2 separate regions of the Homo sapiens genome follow, and region 1 is linked to region 2. A link is a contact called in ENCODE Hi-C or POLR2A ChIA-PET data. All regions are on one chromosome and are shown on one strand. Each heading gives the region's core, a stretch centred on a gene start or an enhancer-like site at or near the end of the contact. The rest is flanking DNA. Distances are from core to core; before and after follow the strand shown. Region 1 overlaps TAFA5 (TAFA chemokine like family member 5). Region 2 holds the start of TAFA5 (TAFA chemokine like family member 5).

The links. Hi-C counts contacts between places; a loop is a spot of excess contacts on that map. ChIA-PET counts read pairs that join two places held with the same protein, here RNA polymerase II (POLR2A). Pooled maps may share reads with other maps.
Region 1: a map of posterior cingulate gyrus shows a loop between it and region 2 (7-fold over the local background). The contact joins the enhancer-like site here to the promoter of TAFA5 in region 2. A Hi-C loop is called at or near these places in 2 of 168 maps with a recorded cell type or tissue (mesothelial cell of epicardium and posterior cingulate gyrus) and 1 of 50 pooled maps. POLR2A ChIA-PET finds 5 or more read pairs at or near these places in 1 of 52 experiments (Panc1).

What each region holds. Positions count from the first base shown.
Region 1 is chr22:48,535,761-48,538,460 of GRCh38, reverse strand. All of the region lies in intron 1 of TAFA5 (TAFA chemokine like family member 5), which reads right to left. Among named protein-coding and RNA genes, the nearest start is that of TAFA5, 48 kb to the right of the region's middle. RefSeq lists an enhancer at 309-1,123. Within about 2 kb of position 1,424, at least 4 of the 41 ENCODE cell types and tissues checked have a DNase peak (open chromatin) inside an H3K27ac peak, as active enhancers do.
Region 2 is chr22:48,488,299-48,490,998 of GRCh38, reverse strand. TAFA5 (TAFA chemokine like family member 5) reads right to left here and starts at 1,446. Exons shown (of 4, transcript NM_001082967.3): 1 at 1,295-1,446. The coding sequence starts at 1,406.

The DNA of each region.
Region 1 (2,700 bases), core at 175-2,674, 47 kb before region 2:
CGATACTGTATCCTGAAGGGCTCAAGGGAGGGAAAGCTCGCCAGCCAATACCCAACTACCTCGAATCAGCCAGAGCCAGAAAACTGGCCTGAGGATGGGGCGCCCCATGGCCTGGCTCACAACCAGCCTGAGGGCAGGGCTCGGGGCAGCGGCCCTCAGCCCCTTGCCCAGGACTGTCCTCCTCCTCCACCTGCTCAGTCCCATCTCCCATCCCCGCCCCTAAACCAGGAGCTGGCAGCGACTTTCGGTAGAGCGCCAGGTAGTCAATATTTTCGGCTCTGCAGCCCCGGGCCATCTCGGTGGTTTCACGTATTTTTCTTTTTTTGTTATAACCCTTTAAGATGATTAAAACCATCCTTAGCTTCCTGGCAATATAAAAGCAGGCCACTCGGCCTAAAACCCGGAGCATCCACACCTGAATCTGCCTTCAGGAAGGGGCGTGGAGCTGACCGTGCGCTGGTGACAGAGAGGTCCGTGCACTGCCTGGATCCATGGCATCCCCACGCCAAATGGCCCACGGGGGAATGGAAGGCATCGTGCCCCTGCCACCCCCTCACCCTGACCCTACACCCTCAGCCTGATCCCCACCATCAGCCAGAGAGGCCTCAGGAAACCAGGGGTACAGGGTCTGCCCAAGGCCTCTCCTGCTCTCTTCACTCCGGCAGGAGCCTGGCTTAGTCTGGGGACACCGTGGGGCCTTCTAGGCTGCTGGGCTGGGCGCTCTGACAGGGGAGCAGAAAGGGGCCTCCAGGGCCCCAGGGAGAGCTGCAGGACCCTGGCTGCAGTGCCTGCTGGGCTGGGCTTCCCCCTGAAACAAGAAGGAGGCCATGGCATTTGGTTTGACACTCATCGGGAGCTCCTTGCTGCCAGCTTCTGGGTCCTCCCAGGAGCCTTATCCAACTGTGGGACCTGTGGGCTGGGATTGAGAGGCCAGGCTGGCCAGGGCCGCATGCTGAGTCAGTAAGTGGCAGGGCCCAGATTTGAAACCAAGCCCCATCCTCTGCCCACATGCCTCCTGGCACACAGACATGGCCTGCCCTGGGGTTTTGTCCCTGGCATCCCTGGTCTAGAGTGGATGGAGGAGTGGGGAACGCCACCCTGAGCTCCCATGGCCAGACCCCGTCTCTCCCAGACGATGACGATCTTGCCTGGAAATGCACCAAGAACAGAGCGGGAACCTCATGTCCTCAGGTCCCCAGGGAGCCGGGCCATGTGGTGGCAGCACCGGCCTCCCCTGCCCCACCCTGCCCCCACCCCGGGTGTCTCAAAGGCAGAGGAACGAGAGCCACAGAACAATCCGTTCCATCGGGGCCTCTGCCAGCACCAAGCCATCTGGCTCAAGTCAGCGGGACCTCCCCAATTCCTGCCAGACCGGGAGGCCGAGGGGGTTTTTGTTTGGGGTGGCATTCCTCCTGACCACACCCATCACTAAGAGCTCCTAAAGGAGAGGCACCCAGGCCAGCCACGTCCAGAGGGAGCCCCCGTCCCAGGTCCTGCTCCTCTGCAGACGACAGAACTCAGCCAGCTGCAGCCCAGCCAGGCCCCGCTGCCATCGCCCAGCCAGTGCCAGGGTGTCCGGGGGCTGCCTCGGGTCTGTGGGGCAGCTCCCAGCCACTCCTCCACACACAGATGTGAAGCTCCTCCCTTCCCCAGCGTAAACCCTCCTGGAGCACAGAAAGCCACTGCCGTGTGCATGTGTGTGCGCGCCGCCTGTGCCCATGGGTGGCTGCAAACAAAGGCACTCTGTCCTCCCCGCAGCACAGGGCACAGGGAGCCGGAAGCCTTGGCCGCAGATGAAGACAGGCATGCTGTTGACATGGAAACCCAATAGTTAAAAATTCTTCAGGCGGTTTCGAAATGTCAAATTTTGATAACCAGGTTGGAGTCCTTGTTCCTCCATAGTGAAATGTTTGGCAAAACAAGCCCTGCCATGAATTCCTGACAACTCGTCAGCCACGGCGCACGCCTGAGCCATATGTTCCTCCACGGGCGGTGCGCGCTCGTTACCCACCCGCGCCGGCTCCCGGTGCTGACACGCTGTCAGGGCTGAAAGGACGGCCTGCCTCTCCGGGCTCGTCTTTTATGGACATATAACTTGTTGGCGGACAAAGGACATCCACTTGTTTCCCGGCTTGCCGAGAGGAAAGCCCTCTGATAGACAATTCTCCCTCTATGTTGCCCCACAAAAACCCGGGACTGCTGGCATTTGCCTTGAGCCGGGGACGGTAGGTTTCCAAGTCCCTGCTAATTAATGGAAACGTGTGTGTGTGTCGGGGCATGGGGGACGCATGAAGACAGAGACCCACACCTACATATGGACACTTGCTTCTGCCAAATTAGTTTCAGGAGACGAAAACCAACCCATGCGGGAACTCGCTGCATGCGGCACCAAGCGGCGGTGCAGCTCTGTGGCGGGGGCTCGACAACACGGGCACTCCTGGGGGGGGTGTGTCTGTGTGTGCCCCTGTGCAGCCATGCATGAGTGCCCATACGCGTGCCTGTGCAAATGTGTGTAATGTGTGTGCAGTGTGCTCACACCTACGTATATGCATATACCCACACAGCCTGTGTGCACACACACGAGTGCTCATACATGTGCCGGTGTGACCGTGTGTGATGTGTGTGCAGCATGCTTGCATCTACACATATGCATATACCCACACAGCCTGTGTGCACACACGCATGAGTGCTCATACATGT
Region 2 (2,700 bases), core at 197-2,696:
TGCTCTGGTCCCCGGGTTTCCCTTGCGATCCTGGCGAGCTGGGCTGTCCCAGGACTCCGGAGGCCGATCCCGCGGCTGCCCGGGTCTCCCTGGGCCACTGTGCTCTCATTTTGGCGACAGCGGAAGGATCAGATCGGACTGGGAGCTTGGAGGCCCGGGGCTCTGGAGGAGGTGGTGTCTGTGGAGGGAGGTTCGGTGCTGGCCTTTTTTTTTTTTTTTTGTAAAGAATCCATATTTTTCCATCACCTCCCGCGCCCATGGCAATTCTCCATGACAGGTGCTCCCCAGCACCCGTCCTATTCTCCCGCTGAAGACAAGAAGCCCGGAGCTCCCGGAGCTGAAGCCGACCAGCCCGCGCCATCTGGGGCCAGAGCCTGTGCCCGGGACGCTGAGCGGCCCCCACTTACCCCACCAGCCGCGAACGTGCCCCGGGATGCTGAGCACCCTCCCCAGCGCCGAGGCTGGAGTCTGCACCCGGGACTCCAACCACCCCTCATTCCACCCGCCTGGAGCCTCGGCAGGGGCACAGGCCACCCCCCACCCTTCACTCCAGGCAACAGGGAGCCCGCGGCGGTCACCCCCTACCCCAGCCCTCAGCTCACGCCCGGGCGCCCACTGGCCCGCACCACCCCAGCCCGCGCCCGCGCCAGTCCCGCCGGTCACCAGCTCGGGCCCCAGACACGACCCGAGAAACGTCCGCGGCCGCGGCGAGCCCCCTCCGGGCATCCCATCCCTCACTTCGCTTCTCTTTCCAGAAGGCGCCTGACGAGCCCGTTTCCCGGGAAAGCGGAAGCTCCAGCTGCTCCTCCGAGCCCAGGCTGGGCTCCTGCCTGAAGAGCTCCTCTCCGGGCTCGGCCGCCGCCTCCCCCCTTGTCCCGGGCTGAGGCACGGGGAGGGCGCTCCGCAGACACCCCGGCAGCGCCGCCCGCCCTCCGCGACCTGCGGCTGCCTCCTGAGCGCGCATCTCGGCCGGGAAGCCGCTGGCTGGGCTCCGACCGCCGGGCAGGGACGGGCCGCGCCACCCGGGGCCTGGAGCCCGGGCCCTGCCGGGGAGTCAGGGAAGGGAGGCTCGGGCCGGGGCGTCCGACCCCGAAGTGCTCGAGCGCCCGGAACCCGGGTGGACCCTCTCGCCCGCCCAGCGCAGCGTTGGACCGGCCGGGACTCGGGGGACCATGCGCCCGGCGCTCGTAACTCCGCGCCGACTCCGGGAGGCCCGCGGGGCGCCTGCCGGGGCCGGAGGAGGGGGTCCGGGGCCCAGAGGGCCGTGCCGGGGCCGGGGCCGCGCGGTACTCACTGCAGTAGGCGATGAGCAGGCTGGCCAGGATCATGAACGCCCAGAAAGTTGAGGACATGCTGGGCAGGGCGGTCGCATCTTGCCGGCTGCCGGTCCTGGGCGATGGCGCCATTGAAGCCGCGGCGCCCGCGCGGGGGGCAGCAGCGCGTCTCAGCAGCCGGCCCTGCCCGCGCCCCCGCGCCGGCCTCCACGTGCGGGCCCCGCGCGCGCCATCCTCCGCCGCCGCCGCCGCCGCGCCCGGGCCCCGGCCCACCGCGCCCCGCGCCGCGCCCGCGCCGCCCGCGCTCGCGCCCGCGCCCGCCGACCCCGCGCCGGCCCGCCAGGGGGACGCCGGCCCCGCTCTGGGCGTCACTGCGCGCCCCGGCTACGCGCGCCCCGGCATCCGCGAGAGAGGCGCGCGCCCGCCACCGCTGGGGGCTCCAGCCGCCCGCCGACCCGGGCCTGGCAGAGGGGACGCGGCGCCCAAGCCGCTCCTCCGGATGGCGACAGAGACGGCCTGACGCGCCCGCAGCCTGGGCCCCCCACGGGGAGGACGGCCGGGCCAGGTGAAGTTCGCGCACTTGGGCCTTCCGCGCCCCCATCCACCGCAGCCAGGGCCTGGAAGGCTGGGGAGGGGGCGGGGGCGGCAGACGCCTCCTAAGGTGGGTTCTGGGACTTGGATCCGGAGTTTATTCCAAGGAGAGGGTGCTCTGGGCCTGTTCCCTAGGTGTGCCCTGTTACCCAAAATCGGGCTTGTGCAGTGGGGTCCCTGAGTCCACTGGGAGCACAGCCTCAGACCCCAGCAGAGTCACCCTTCATCGGAAGCCCACCACCCTGAGGGCTCCTCCTCCACCTGGGGCGGCACTGCCAGGCACAGGCACGCACTTTCCCTCAGTCCTCTGCCCCACGATCACTCTACTCGGGCACCTCTGCCACTGCCTGGTCCTTGCTGAGCCATCTCCTGGTTCATCTCCCTGGAGTCCCTGCAGGACCGGCTCTCAGTGGCGTCTCCGGGCTCCCAGTCCCAGGACTGGTCCTATCCAGGTGGGTTTTCTGAGCAGGATGACAATGATCGCAATCTATTTTACCTGCATAGTCAACGATCATCTGCAAGACAGGTTCACTCCTATAACAAGCAAAGGATGGGGGGAAAATGAGCCTTGTAAGGACACAAGGACACTTTCCCCATCTCCAACCCTCCTAGTCATGTCCCCTCTGCACCTCCCTCTACAGCCCAGGAGATACGCTCCCCAGTCCAGGATGTCCAGATGGCCCTGCTGCCTGGAGAGGCTCTGGCCCCTGCCGGTAGCTGCCACAGCACCACCCCAAGCTCTGCCTTCCTGCAGGTTCGTGCACACGACTAATAGAACCCCTCCTCTGGAACTCACAAGATATTCTCCATCCTGCATAGGGCTGGGGGCTTGAGC